2 separate regions of the Mus musculus genome follow, and region 2 is linked to region 1. The links are chromatin loops, found by intact Hi-C in ENCODE. Cell type or tissue: left cerebral cortex. All regions are shown on one strand.

Evidence for each region. Hi-C counts contacts between places; a loop is a spot of excess contacts. Peaks named below come from ENCODE experiments on the same cell type or tissue, not always from the same donor. Only the 100,000 strongest peaks of a DNase experiment are listed, where the experiment ranks them.
Region 2: a loop joins it to region 1, with 2.6 times the contacts of the local background. A loop is called at or near these places in 3 of 42 quality-filtered maps.

The regions. Positions count from the first base shown.
Region 1 is chr12:102,957,126-102,965,125 of GRCm38, forward strand. All of the region lies in intron 1 of Unc79 (unc-79 homolog), which reads left to right. Among named protein-coding and RNA genes, the nearest start is that of Unc79, 12 kb to the left of the region's middle. In left cerebral cortex, a CTCF peak has its summit at 3,451 (motif pointing right); no DNase peak of the experiment used is centred here.
Region 2 is chr12:103,055,059-103,063,058 of GRCm38, forward strand. It overlaps Unc79 (unc-79 homolog), which reads left to right. Exons shown (of 49, transcript NM_001081017.2): 12 at 4,261-4,490; 13 at 6,287-6,458. Among named protein-coding and RNA genes, the nearest start is that of Unc79, 110 kb to the left of the region's middle. In left cerebral cortex, no CTCF peak of the experiment used is centred here; a DNase peak (open chromatin) is centred at 3,201; H3K27ac peaks cover 736 bases.

The DNA of each region.
Region 1 (8,000 bases):
ACCATTCTGCCAGGCTCCTCAGCTTTAAAACTTATGAGTAACTGACCATCACCACTGACCTGTGTCAGAGTTCAACTACTTAAGGAATGGAGCAATCACTTTCTACATGGTCAAATACTGAAATGTATGTAGGGTAACTTCTGTTTGGTGGTAGCATAACAAAGTTCCCCGAAACTTGCCTTTCCCCCCACCACTTAAAAAGCACATTCCAGGTCTTCCTCACTTCCTCCTTTGATGGTGGAGTTATAAAAAGACTCATGACCGACGCTCATCTAGTTAGTGCAGAGCACAGGAATCTTTCTCTCCAAATAGGAATATTCCTTTAGCTTGACTCATAATAAAGACAAGTAACTGGCTGACTACTTTTATCACCTGTGTTCCATAGGAATAGCTGTTGAGTCATTTGCCTTCATTCCTTACCTGTGCAGCTGAAGGGAAAAAGAAGAAAGGAAGGAAGGGAGGAAGAAGGAAAGAAAGGAGAAGAGAGAGATGGTGTGTGTGTGTGTGTGTGTGTGTGTGTCCATGTCTCCATCTTCTGTGGCTTCTGTAGAAATTACCAGAACCTGGTTGGCTTAAAACAGCAATATCAAATACAGCCCAGACACTTGGTGTTTTTGTCTGTCTTCTTCTGTGAAGTGGGTCTCACAATGCAGCATCCAGTAGTCTAGAACTTGCCATTTTGCCCTTGTATCTCAGATACTGGGTTGTTAGGTGTGTACCAACACATGTGATTTCTTGTCTTGTTTTTAATTTTCATAAGAACACACTGGTATTTCTCTGTTAAGTAAGGTATTCTTTTAGATCTTGGTAATATTCAGTATCAAAATATCCACCTATCAATTGTTTATACTTTATTAGGTTAAAATATTTATTTTATTTTTAATTTATGTGTATGTGTGAGTACCTGAATGGATGTATACGTACCACTTGCATGCTAAGTGCCTAAGGAGGCAAGACATGTCAGATTCCCTGGAACTGAAGTTACAGGTAGTTGTGAGCTACCATGTAGGTCCTGGGAAATCAATCCTGGTCCTCTACAAGAATAGCAAATGTCCTTAATCCCCTAGTCATCTATTCAGCCTCTGAAGTCTCTCTCTCTCTCTCTCTCTCTCTCTCTCTCTCTCTCTCTCTCTCACTCAGCATGAGTTAAATTCATTTTCTACATCCATTGCAAGCATATGACATCTTTTAACTTTATTACATTTGGAAAACTTTGAGAAATTTTGAATTAATATTAACTAGTTGGTTGGAGGAGGTAGAGTAGGGGTGAGCTCTAGTCAGGATTTGGCAATAACCTTCTGTTTAGTATTGCAAGGGAGTTGGGGACACTTTGTCTTGCTCTGCAGCACAATAGTGTGGAGTCTATTCATTCTTAAAGACTTTCTGCTTTTTGTCTACTGGGGTGAGATTTGGTATGTTTTATTTCTCATAACAAAACAGTACATTTCACATGTGTTTCCTGTTTTGTTTATATGGGGTCATGAAAAAAGTCCCTGTGAACTCAAAAGTCCTCAGGTTTCATATTTGCTTTTCTTGATCATTTTTAGTGTGGTGTGTTTATGCTTTCTTCCTGGGCCTCCTACCCATTAATTTCAGCCTTTCTTATTTCTCATTTTTTCATTTAATATTTATTTATTTATTTTGTGAGTTTTGAGTTTCTATTAATTTAATTTTTGTCAACATATGTACTTCATATATTTTTTGATGTTTCCTTTGGTTATAGCTTACGGATTTCTGGTTACAGATTAGAGATATTATCATTATTTTCAAGAAATTTTGCATAGAACTCCTGCTTTGCCAAGAGTCACTTATGGTGTAAATCCCAACATGGTTGGGCATTTTGTTTTTCGGTTTTGTTATTGATTTCTATTTTTATTGCACTGTATTCCAAAAATGATGAACTGCTGTTATTACTTAAAACCTTCAAGTTTTCTTGTTTTTTTTCTATGTTCCATGTGCACTTAAAAGACTGATGTAATGTCTATCATTGATCAAAATATCACACTTGACAGATATCTACATGATTGATTTTGATTAGCTCTTCTGCACTCTGTTGATTATTAGTGCACTTGACTGGATTGGGGAGGTATGTGGAGGTCTTTTTGATTAGTGGGTTTCTGTCTGTTCCTGCATCATCGCGTGTTGCTGCTCATGGATGTTAATCTCATTCTATTGGGTGCAAAAATATCCATGACCAAAACCTTCACTGTAAATGTAGCCTTTAGCATCATGACACACACAGGCACATCTAGTAATAGTTGGTGACCTTCTCAGGCATAAAGATTATGGCTCTGGTTTACTTCTCTGTTTGTTTGTTTAGTTGATACATAATCTTGCCTTTTAACTCCTTTGAGTTTCTTTGTTTTAGGTATGTCTTTTCTATTCTGTATAGGGTTGGATTTTTCTTTATTAGCTAATCTGTAAATCCCATTCTTTTAGTAGGTGAGTTAAGCCCATTTATATTCACTGATATGATTAATATGTTTGGCTTAGCTCTATCATTTTTTAAAACATTTTATATCAAAGGCTTTTTATATTGAGTGGGTTTTTAATTTTCTTATTTGTTCTATTCATTAAATTTATATTAATTTCTTTATGTGAGGGCAATTAGCTCCTATGTTTGGGGGGGGCTAATTATTTCTCTACATTGAACAATATTGAAATTATGTAGCCTCCCCTCGCCCAGTATCTGATATAAATAATATCTCTTTATTCATAATTAATGTCTATTAGTGAGTCATATCTACATGCACTATTTATTCTCCAGGCTTTTCAGCTTTTTACTAATTGTACAGTTGGTTCTGTGTTCTCTCCCTATAGTCATGTCTCAGCCTTGCTCTGCAGGCTCACTAACAGTACCCACCTCTTATTCTTTCTAACAGATTCTACCAGAAGGGCTCACAGGCTCAACATGCCTTGAGTTTTGGCAGGTTCATGAGAGTTTGTTTATAGCCTTGTACTTGAACTAGGTTGTGTAGATATAAAACCCTTGACTTATATTTCCCATATTCAAGGGCCTTGAATTGGAGGGGGGGGCGTTAAGAATTGATAAATAACCTAGTGCCAGTATTATTTCCCTTTTCTTGCTTACTGTTTTTGTCTGTTTGCCCAAGATGACCTCCCCCACCACACCCCCCGCCTTAACATGACATGACATGATTCATTGTTGGCTGTGTTGAAGTCATTGCCGTGTGGCCTTTTGATATTCAATTTCAAGGTATTTTAGGAAAATATTATGAAACTATTGTTTTGATATCTGTTTTTTTTCCTATTTTTTGGGACATGATCCATATCTTTTCCTCATGATCCATATCTTATGTTTGTATTTCTTTTAAGAAAAATGTTGTTTATTTATATGTGTGAGTGAGTACTTTTCCTGCACATTCATCTGTGCGCCATGCGCATGCTCAGTACCCATGCGCTCAGTACCCATGCTCATGCTCAGTACCCATGGAGACCAGAAGAGGGCACTGGATCCCTGGGAATAGAGTTTCAGATGGTTTGTGAGCCACTGTGTAGGTGCTAGGAATTGAACATGGCTCCTCTGGAAGAACAGCCAGAACTCCTAGTCACTGAGCTCTCTCTCCAGCTACTCGTTCTTTCTTTCTTCCTTTCTTTCTTTCTTTCTTTCTTTCTTTCTTTCTTTCTTTCTTTCTTTCTTTCTTTCTTTCTTCCTTCCTTCCTTCCTCTCTCTCTCTCTCTCTCTCTCTCTCTCTCTCTCTCTTTCTTTCTTTCTTTTAATTATCTTCTGAATAGATAATTTTCTGTTGTTTTAAATATATATATGTCTTTATCTTTAAAAATATCTATTTGTTTTGTATGTGTTCCTATGAGTCTGTAGGCATCTGTGCAGATGTGCATGCATGGATGTCAGGAGAAGCCTACTATCCTTCCTCACTCACTCCTCTGAGGCAGGGTGTAGTGGAATCCAGCAGCAACACGGCTGCTCTGGCAAGGCATCATATCCAAAGCTATGATCTGGCTGGAATGCAGACCTGCCCTTAGCACATGCCTTTGATCTCTCTGGCTGGAATGTAGACATGCCTTTAGTACACAGCTTTAATCCCAAACAAATGCCATCTAATTGAGGGGCAGACAAAGCGATGAATCAGAGAAAATTTGACAGAATGAGTCAGAAATAGGATATGCCCAACTTTCACAAGGACAAGAAAGAGAGGCTACTTAAGGGCAGTGAGGGAGTTAATTGAGTTGAGCTGAGTTGGGGTGGCTTTGGTTGAGTGTAGTTGTAGCTCAGTTACGTTTGGAGTAGTAGTCCAGTTCATGGAGTTCAGGGGCAGTCTTTCCAAGCAGAGTAACTCAGTCAGGAGCCAAGAGAAGCCAATTTGAATCAGTTCGCTTGGAGAGGAGTTTGCGCCAGAAGAGCTGAGTTCAGAACCAGCTGGCCAGAGTTCAGAAAGAGCTAGAAAAGGTGAGTTTATTCAGTAGTAAGTCTCAGAGGCTGAAAATTCTAGGCCTAGGTTAGCAGAAGAAGGCTGGAAGCTGAAGCCGTCAAGGTTCAGGCTTGCAGGAGATTAGCTTGTACAGTGGTTAGAAGCATCCAGGTGTAGGCCCAGGGAGAGTTAGAACAGAGATAGAAGTGCTCAGCACAAGCCCTATATTCATAAGGTTTGGGTGTGGCTCTCCTCTCATCCTTTCATCTGAGAAAATAAAAGTGACATTTACATTTACAGCAGGGTCTCTCCCTGAACCTTGGGCTTACAGTTTCTCAGCCAGGCTAGAAGCCAGCAAGCCTCATTGATCTTTCTGTTGCTGGCCTCTCAGAAGGGGTTCGACGTGCCTTCAGGGACATCTGGCTTGTGCAAGTCCTGGAATCTGAGCTCTAGTCCTCATAACTATTCCGAAAATGTTTATTGACAAGATATCTCTCCAGGATTGTATTTTTAAAAAAATATGCCTTTATTAGTCACTTTTGAACTAGACTATTTGTGGTGATTCTACACATAAACTCATTTACTTAGCCCCTAACTTGAAATGGTAAATATAGATTAAAAAATGGACACCACTTAGTTGAATATTGTCATCTCATGATTACCATCTTATTATATGCATAAGCATTAGCTTGTAATCATAAGCATTTGACTATATCATTATGTTTTCTTCTGTTTGCCAATTTTGGAAATAGTTTCACATAGTAAAATCAATCTGTCTTCAAAATGTAGCTGGATGGATTTTCCTAAATTTATACACGCATGTAAGGTGCTACCACAGTCAGAGTGACAGGGCCCTCACCATAGAGGAGTGCCTGCACTTTTGACCAGGAGCTGCTTCCGCTACCCCAGCTCCAGAAGGACACTGACTTGTGTCTGTCACGGAAGTATTGCCTTTTGTAGAATTTCACATAAATGCAGTCGTTCATCACTTAGCGTCCATATTTATCTTTTGTTTTTTTCTGTTTTCTTGTTCAGCTGATACAATCAGTTAATTTATAAAGAGGAAAGGGTTTTAAAGGTCATTGCCTGTGTTTGTTTTTGGGCGAGGGTAAGCCAGCATGCCATGGAGCTGAGAAAGCTTCTTAGCTCGTGGCAGTCAGGGAACAAAGAGAGGAGAATCTGGGTCCCCAGTAGGACACACCCCACTGGCACGCACCAGTGACCTAACGTCTTTCCATTAGATTCCACCCTTTGAAGGTTCTGCTACCTCCTGAAGGTGCCACAGGCTGGTCACCTTTGGGGAACTCCTATCTAAACTATAGCAGGTCTTAATTAGCACAATGTTTTTGAAGGTCACTTGTGTCATTCTCCTTTACGGCTCTGTCGTATGTCGTGGCATGTGTGCATTGCTCTTCATTCACACATTCACCATTCAGTAGATATCTAGATAGCGTCCAGCTCTTGGACCTTGCTGGGGATGTTGGTGTGTATGTTTCATGTGGGATTTATTTTTTATTTCTCTGTTTTTTTTTTTTTTTTGAGACTGTATCTCACTATGGATTCCATACTGGTCTGAAGTTCACTATGTGGTCCTGGTTGGTCTCGAATTTACAGTAATTCTTCTGTCTCAGCTTTTCAAGTGCTGGGATTGTAGTCATGGTCCAAGACCCTGGCTTTGGGCATATGCTTCACTTGTGTGTGTGTGTGTGTGTGTGTGTGTGGTGTATGTACATGACTATACAGATGTAATTGTGTGCACATGTAGAGGCCAGAGCAGGATGTCAGGGTGAAGCCTGTTGCTCTGTCTTATTTTCTCCAGGCAGAGCCCCTCACTCCACCGGAGGCTAGGCTGGCAGGCCAGTGAGGGCTTGGGATTCTCCGGTTTCCACTCTCAATGCTGAGGTCACAGACACATGCAGACATGCCTGGCTTTTTATGTGGGTGCTAGAGATTCGAACTCAGGTCCTGATGCTTATACCGAGTCACGCTCCTTACCTCTGTTTACATCCAGGTTCAATACCTGGGATACAATTGCTTGGTATTATGATTAGTGAATATTTGATGTTAAAAGATACTGCCCTACCCTTTTATAAAATGGTTGGAATGTTTTTGTACTCCCACCAGAAATGTAGGAGAGGGTTCCAGCATCCTTTGTCCTTGCCTCTACTTAATATTCTCAATCATTTTAATCTTACCCTTTCTAGTCAGGGTATATGGAATCTTCTTTGGTTTTAGCTAGCATTTCTCAGAGGACTAACAACGTGGAGAATATTTCCATGTGCTCATTGGCTATTTGGTATCTTCTTCTGGACAATGCCTGTTCTAATCCGTTGGCCATTTTAATTGAGATGTTTGGTTTTAGTGAGTCGTAAGAGTTTTGTGTGAGCTCGAGGCTCAAGGACATTTTCCTGAAAAATTTGCCTCCAAATATGTAGCTTATCTTTGTGTTTTATTAACTACCAACTTTAAAAAAAATGGGTGGTGTGTGTGTGTGTTCATATGTGTGTGCAGAAGTGTGTGTACACGTGTGGAGGTCAGAGGACAACCTTGGCTGTTAGCCTCAGGAAGGCCATCCCCCTCCTTTGAGGCAGAGTCAGCTATTGGCTTGGAGCTCACCAGTTAGACTAGACTGTCTAGCTTCAGGGACCCACTTGTCTCTGCTTCTGCAGCACTGGCATTACAAGTGTGTGCCACCATCCCTGGCATTACAAGTGTGTGCCACCATCCCTGGCATTACAAGTGTGTGCCACCATCCCTGGCATTACAAGTGTGTGCCACCATCCCTGGCATTGAACTCAGCTCCTCGTGCTTGTGAGCAAGCGTTTTGCCAAATGAGCCACCTCCCCATCCCTAACCGTGACTTTAAAGATGAGAGTTTTTAAATTTCCTTGTTTCTTATGCAAATTTTTCTTTTATCATTTTTGCTTTGATATCCTCTTCGAGAATTCCCCCCCCCCCCACCACCACCACTGTCACAAATATTTTCTCCAAGGTTGTGTAGAAGTTAAATTGTTTTTCCTCTAACTTTTAGCTCTGTGAATACTTTAGAGTCAATTTCCATGTGTGATGTGAGGTGAGGTTTGGAGTTTATTGTTTCTCCATACAATATCCATTCATTCAGGCTCCATTTGCTATGAAACCCATCTTGTCTTTATTGAAGTCCCTGGAGACCTTTGCAGAGAATCAGTGAACCGTGGATGTGTAGCTTTATCTCCGTGCTCCATTCTGTTTATCCATTTGAGCCTTTCTCTTTATTCTAAGACACACCGTCTTTGCAAGTCTGTGTTGTACATTCTCTTTCAAACTTGTTTCAGCTTTTTTGCTTTTCATATAGGTTTTAAAATCTAGAGAAACACACACACACACACACACACACACACACACACACACACACACACGAGAATACACTTGGGGAGATCTTATTGACTTGCCCTTTGCAATATTATATCTTTAATTAAATGTTCTCCCCAAGTGTTTTGGTGAATTAGGTTGTTTTCTCAATTTTGTTTCTGGGGGGCATGGCTTGTAGCTCAGTGGGAGAGTGCACGTGGGGCACTTGCAAGTCTCTGGGTTCCATCTTCACATCTAACAGAACAAAGTAAGCCTGAC
Region 2 (8,000 bases), 98 kb after region 1:
ATGGGAATCTCCCACTTGGAGAATCCAGGCACATAACCAAATGGCTGAGGTCCTGATTGGCTTATTATGCAGCCGGAGGAGACAGAGTCAGTTCTGTGATTGTTTTAAAGTTGCCTAAGGAGCATTTATTTATTGTGTTCATCTGCTCCTTCCACCTTGCTCTCAGGGCCGGCTCCTTGGTTTTTATGAATTCCATCGGGACCTCCTTTCCAAATGACTCAGTCCCTGTTAGGTGGCTCCTGCCCTCTCATGCCTGACCAGGTGCAGTTAACGCAAGTGATTTGGCTCCTTCACCATTCAGTCACATTAGATGCCCTTATTTTATTTTATTTTATTTTATTTTATTTTATTTTATTTTATTGCAGACAGCAATTATCCTGGGTGTTTCACTGCTACAAAATAAAATTCCCTTTCCCCTTTCCTCCCTGTCTTTCCTCCCCTTCTCCCGTCCCTTTCTCACCACCACCACCACCAACCCAACCACCCGCCCCCCATCTCTTTGCCATGCCAAGAACAGAGCTCCTGTTCATGCAAGCACTCTATCCTGAAGAACACATCTAGCTCACCTCTTTTCTAGCTTTCGAAGGCCATTTTCCCGTTGCCTTTCCCGCCTCTTCCATTGTGCACCATTTAGCTCTTGGTTCCCTTTCTAGACCCCACCTCCCGCCTGGCACCAGCAGCAATGGCACCTTCTCAGTGTGTGTTCTGCCAGCACCCCACTTCTGGAGTTCATTTTCACCTTGGCTAAGGTCCAGCCAAATGTCCCAGCTTGTATGATGACGACTCACTTGCTTACAATAAATAGTAGCTTGGTAATTTGGCCTCGGTTGACTGGGCAACTCTGCTGGTTTTGCCTGTTCTCCTACGTGGAGACACAGTTAGCTGAAAGGGGTCTAGAGGTTGGCTGCTCCCCACTTTCCGTGTTGTCATGCCTGTGACATGCTGGGTTATCTGGAATGGCCCAGATACTAGGTGTCTGAACCCTCTCCTGAATGTTGTGTCCGGAGGTTCCCGAGGTAACGGTGTTTCATCAGACTCGGATGGGCCAAGCCCCTTGAAGTGAAGTTGAGGAGTCGCATACCAACCATTACATAGGCTACATTCAAAAGCAAGCCTGCCACACCATCTCTGACTTAAGGCAGTGGGAGACTCTACTTGTTAAGAGATTAAGCTGGAAGGCCTCTAGAGAGCAGAGTCTGGTCTCAGGCATGGCCTAAGTGTCACCATCTGTTTGGGTGTGACTACGGGAGAGATGTGGGGATAAGAAGGTAGCAGTCAGTTTTTTTAAAAAGATATTTTATTTACATTTCAAATGTTATTCCCTTTCCTAGTTTCCCCTCCAAAAATTCCCTATACCCTTCCCACCTCCCCCTGCTCCCCAACCCACCCACTCCTGCTTTCTGGCCTTGGCATTCCCTTATAAGAACCTTTACAGGACCAAGGGCCTCTCCCCCTATAGCCCATACAGCTAAGGACTTATCTGAGGACTTACTGTTACACCAGGTGCTTAGTGGATGTTTGCAAATCCTATTCTTGCTCTCACAAGATGATTCTGTACCTACTGATTCGGCTTGATGTAACTGCTGCCTGTGCTGTTTATACAGCCGAATGGTTGGAGAGATTGTGAGCGTGTTTTTCCTCCTCTGCATACCTCATAATTGGTATGTTCTCTATGAACCATAGGGGGAAAAATCTCACACTGGGTATAGATAATCATGGTAAATGAAGTTTTCTGTCTTGCACACAGCAGCACAGCAAAAGAATTTAAAAAAAAAAGAAAGAAAGAAAGAAAGAGAGAAAGAAAGGAAAGGAAAGAAAAGAAAAGAAAAGAAAAGAAAAGAAAAGAAAGAAAAAAATTTAAAAATGATGCTAGGATTTGGGGAGTACCCAGGCAGTTGAAAAGAGGGTGGGTGAATAGTTGACCGTAAACCCCAAGACTATGTTGTGGTGAATGACGGGATCACACCCACAGCCTATTGTTTATGTAACAGTGAACATTTCAAAGGAACAGAAAGCTAATTATAATTGTCTTTGTCCATTTTGGCTGCTACAAAATGTCGCAGGCTGGGCACTGGCAAACAACACATGTTTATTGGGAAGTCTAAGATCAAGGCATTGGTAAATTTGATGTGTGGGAGGGCCTGCTCATCAAACATGGCATCTTCTCGTGGCATATTTTTATAGCCAGCTTTCTTTAGGCCCCTTTCATAGGGGCACAGATTCCACTTCTGAGGGCTCTGTCATCATGACTTGCTTAACTCCCATAGGCTCTGCTTCCTAATATTCCTATGTGGGAGTTAAGATTTCAACATGGAGGTTCAGGCTGGGGTTTGGAGCGAGTGTCCAGGCCACAGCAGCAGCTATAAGGGGAGAAAGGGCCCTAAGCATGCATGCTGAGCAATACTGCCTGTAGAACCGTGTTGACAGCTCCTCCGTGGGCAGGAGGAGCTGTACACTAATAAAAACACACATGAGTGAAACTCAGCCTCTGAAAGAGAAAGGTTGTTGTATGAACTTTCCCCAGGGACACACAGATGTCTCCTCTCCCCAGACAGGGCACCCACAATGGACCAAAGTAGTATTCCCTCAAAATCCAAAGCCTTATGTATAGAGATGGGTGAGAGGTCACATAAAGGAGCTTGGGTGACTGAAGCAGCTGTACCACCAGAAAGTCAAACCGCAGCATGAGTGACAACTTCCTTATAGATGGAGTCTCCTCTTCGGTTAATACACCACTCTATATACGCCAGCTTTTTTGAGATCATAAAGCCATGAGCAACAAGGGCAGAGTTGCCTAGAGCTGTCTGGAGTGCAGGAGGAGAGGTTAGACTCCCAGGTAAAGGTCTAGTGACCCTCCACATCCCTCCTTCTATGAGGGAATGTCAACAGTCAGTGGGCCTGGCCTTGAGGATCTCAATCGGAGGTCACAGCTGTTGTGTGGGCTGTGAGGGCTGTTATGCTCCGTGCACAGCACTCGACGGCATCCATAAACAGGGAAAAGTCTGCGCGTTGACTCTGATGCCCAAATCAGAGGAAAACCGCAAGGAATCTTAGTAGAAGAATCACAAGACATCTCAACAGCCTATTTAAGAGATTAGGAAGAACATATTATAAATATTTTAGACTCTATGACCATAAACACGCAGCTGCAGTCTGTTGGAGAAGCTGTGACTGTGGAAAGTGTAGCGACTTAAATATCCTCATCTTGTTGCCCTGAGTCGTGGTAAGAAAACACGATTTTTCTAACGCTAGCATCCACAGTCAGTAGCCTGGTACCTGAAGAAGAACTGGTAGTTCCCACTGACAGTCCGCTGCCTTGCTGACATGCTGATGGAGGGTTTGTGTTTGCAGTCTCCCTCCTGACTCTCCTGGGGTACTGTCAGGTGGGTTCCCCACTCTTCACAAACTCTGAGTTGCTAAAAGGCCAGGGTATTATTTGTCCTTGAGTTGATTCTGTCTGTCAAGCTCTCCAGGGCTTTGTCTGACGATGTCAGGGTGCTCCCTGCTTCCTCGGAGCTCCTAAAACCTCTTCCCATAGAAGTCACCTCACTTCCCTGCCTCTTGTCAGGGCAGTGATGACAATATCTACCCCCCCCCCCACGCCACCCCTGCCCATCCCTGAAATGAAAAGGCATCTCTCTCTGCTGCACAGCTTTTCTCTTGCCGCGGCTCCGTCTGTTGATCCCTCTGCTGTGGTTGGTGTTGTGGCCAGCTCTGTGACTAGGTCTAGTTGTGCTTTGATGTGTCCTCGTGGTGCTGATTCGTATACTTGTTAAGCCTTTGGAGGGGTGGGAGTAGAGAAGGTCCTGCTACAGAGCCATCAGCCCAGTGTAGCGTAACCTCCGCCTGTCCTTGAATGCCAAGGACAGGTGAACTGCAGGGGAAATCTACTCTGTGAGAGGCAGGTAAACTAATTTTTAAAAGGCTTGTGCTGGAAGTTGAATTTTTTTCTTCCTGACTCTGGGGTGCTGTGGCGTGCTTTCTCAGCATCACGGTTCTATGTTTTTATTCTTAATTTCTGTTGAGAAAATCGTAAGCATTAAATTCAATCAACCCAGCCTCCTAATGCCGTTCCATTGCTTTCTAGATTATACCTACCCTTTCCACTAGAATAAAACACCTCTGTGTGGCTAGACCACACCTTGCATTTTGGAAACCCGGTCACTTCCTGTGGCCCCTTGAGGTTCTATTTGCTTCAGGTTTCTATCCAACTTTGTCTCAGAAGCCAGCTTTAATTGGCTTTGCTTTCTCTGCTTGCAGAACTGCAGCTCCCATGTCAGAAGGGCAGTGGTCACCTGCTTTTCCGCAGGGTGCTGCGGTCGCCACGGAAACAGGCCTGTTCGGTACTGCAAAAGGTGCCACTCGAACCACCACAGTAACGAGGTGGGAGCCACCGCAGAAACTCACCTCTACCAGACCTCTCCACCCCCCATCAACACCAGGGAGTGTGGGGCGGAGGAGCTGGTCTGTGCTGTGGAGGCAGTGATCAGGTAACCATGGCTTCCCCTGTGTGGCATTGAACTCTACTTGCGCATGCGCCAAGAAAGCAGCTCTACTCCATTTTCACATGCACTCTGCAGTCGTGCCACGATGTTTTAATAAAATGTAAGAATTCAATAAGTAGTTTGATTGGATGACAATCATGTGCAAGGCCTTGTGCTAGGTACTTGGGAGACACAAGTGCCCTTCAGTTACTTAAGCAGATACTAAAGAAAGGAAACCTTTAATTGCGGTAGGCTCTGGTGAGCACAGGGTAGCCGCAGGCAGAGGAAGCCGGTGTTAGGGTGGTGAAGCGGAGGCTGGAGCATGGCAGTCGTAGCCAGGAGGAGAGCTACAGACTATGTAGGCATGCTTACTTGCCTGTCAGGACCGAGGTGCAGGGAGCCAGGTAGCAGCAGAGCTGAGGTGAACTTCAAAACTGAGGGTCTCCAGGTGGCCGTGTAGGAGAAAGCAGCGTTTTACACCCCAACTTCTAGATGTTCTCTTTTCAGATATTATCCAAAGTCACACGATCATTAGCAATTAAATAATGCCTGAATATACAATTTTTAAGGAGCCTTTGTCGTTTCTCTTTCTCTTATACCGGTGACAAACCATAATAGGATTACGATGTCTAAATAGCACATAGGAAACAAAGATCAAAATGCAGCTGTGCACTTCTGTTTGTTCCCCAGTTGTTTTCAATGTGTGTTTTATTTATATGTCCACAGTTATAATGACTTTGTGGTTCTGAGCCGATATCCAATCCACTCTTTCCATGTTGTGCTGAAGTTTTATACTCACCGCTTTTGAGTCCATAGGCAAAACCCACAGAGCGGGCTGGGGAGACGGCTCAGTGGGTAAGAGCATGAGGACCCGAGGCTGAATGCCAGAACCCACTGTAAAAGACTGGGCATGACCACATAGGCCTGTAATGACATCACTGGGGGACCAGGACAGGCAGATCCCTGACAGCGTGAGGCTCTCAGCCTAAGCATGGTGGGCTTTCGGTTCAATAGGATACTCACTAAATAGATAAGTCAGAGAGCAATGGACAGCCAGTGCCCTTCTCTAGCCTTTGCAGGTGCACACACAAGTGTATACACCTATATCTCCAACTCACATGTACTGCGAGCATGCGCGCATGCACACACACACACACACACACACACACACACACACACACACACACACAGAGTAATTATTTGTTTTTCTCTGCCATTGTACATTTATATGGCTTTCTTTTTTTATATTTTATAAACAGCTTTTTGATACTTTGTACAGGGCTCTTCCTACATAGTCTCAGAGGTGGGTTAGCTGGTTAAAGGGTATACCTATCTTCACAATACGTTACCAAATTGTTTTTGAAAGCGTGAGTATCCGTTTCCAATGCTAACAGTGCACATGAAGCGACTTGCTTTCGCTGATCCCTTGCCAACATTCCTTATTATTACTTTTTGTCTGCTGCTTGCTCAGCAAGCTTGGAGAGGAGCCACTCCCTTGTTTCCAGAGCCTTGAACACTTGATACCCACACTTCTTCCCGTGGGGTGCAAATGACCAGTCTTGCCTTGTGAGGAGCGATCGATCGTATCAACCTTCTTGTGACCGACTGGAGGAAGGAAACTCTTAGCTTTTCTTTGAGATGGGGACATAGTAAGAAAATGAAACTAAGGTTTCTGGGTAAATGACAGGGACTTAGACGAGGGTGAGCACAATGTTTGAGGGCTCACAGGGCGATGCAAATAGGCTGTGTGATAGGATGTGTTTTTGCCTCTTCTTACCTGTCCCCCTCTCTCTCTCGGCCAGCTTGTTGAAAGAAGCAGAGTTCCACGCAGAGCAGAGGGAGCACGAGTTGAACCGGCGGCGGCAGCTGGGCCTCTCGTCCTCCCACCACTCCCTGGACAACACTGATTTTGATAACAAAGATGATGACAAGCACGACCAGAGGCTGCTCAGCCAATTCGGGATATGGTTCTTAGTAAGGAAAAGACGCCAGCCCCTCTCTGCTCCCCTCCGAACCCCTGCATTGTATCTGAGGAGGAATTGCTCCCAAAAGGAGACAGCAAAGAGTGAAGAATTAACCCTCAAATGGGGGGGGGGGTATACCCTGGGGTAGCAGCTCTCAACTCTGGGTTGCTTGTTATTGTATCCAAGAATGCCTTTAGAAAGTTACAATGTCCATATTTGTCTCCAGAATCCTGGGAACCTTTCCTCTTTAATTATAAAGAAATTTAATTTTGACAACCAATTTTTGGTACACGTATAAAAGCTTATCACTTATTAAAGATGAAGGAAGCTAATATAACGAGATGGATATGCCTGTTTGTTCTTATGGAAACCATTAAATATTGGCAGATAAGGGATACTTCAGGATGCAGAACATCTTTAAGGTTTTTCAGGGTGAATCAATATTTTTGATTTTATAGTTGTCAGTGCTCCCCTCACCCAATTTGATTTTAACAAACAAGGCAGCAAGAGCCACAGTGCCAAGGCCTTGCCTCAGTGAAGCTCACCTCCCTCACAGGACGCAATGGTAGTGCGGGCTGGGGCAGGCTGTCAAGTACTAGGTTTACCATGAGGCACCAGAGATTTACGTCTTATCATTTATGTACATGAGGAAATGTTTGTATAGTTAAGGGGGGGTCTATGGTATACATATATACCTAGATATACATATACGAACTATAGTCAGGCTACTGGGGAGGGAGTCGTTACACTGATTTGAGTCGACTCCACTACTCATCCAGTAGAGATCAGATACTGCAAAGACCCAGCTGTACGAGCCTGTTCTGCAGAGATGCAGGCTTTTTTTTTTTTTTTTTTTTTTTTTTTTTTTTTTGCCTGCTAGATACAAGGATTATGTCTCCATAGTGATTTCCCTCTTCTATGCTTGCACACAGTTTCTTGGGAGAAAAAAAAAAAGACTACCAAATTGGGAACTAATTGTTGGTTCCACATGTCTTGCTTCCAAGAACTTATTATACAGGAACACAGTGACTCCTATTGTTGGAAACTCTTTGAAGGCAGGGACAATGATTTAATTAATTAACTAATTAATTAATTAATTTTGTATTTTTTTTGGACCCTGTCAAGTGCTCAATAAACTATTGTTTCAGAACGGGTAGATATTGTTTAAAAATTACTTATAACACAGTGAGTTGGGAGAAGCACTTGGGTATCAGAGTTGTTACTGATGGAAAATTTTTTTTACCTGAATCAGGTCTTTTGAGAACTGAAATATGATCATTTTTTTTTAAAAATTGAAGATATTGATGAAATATCACTTTATCGACTTAATCTTTTGGAAAAAATTTCTAGTTCAGGTTACATAATGGAATTACAACAGGAAGACAATGCTTAGGAGATGCTCAGGGGATGTTACTGTGGTGATCCATGCATGCCTTTAGAGAGGACTGTAGTTCTGGATACATGGTAACCATTTGTAACATTGCTGGTTTTGAATGCATCATCTGGAGCCCCTCCTTTTTCCCCTCTTTAAATATGCTTGTCATAACTTTGT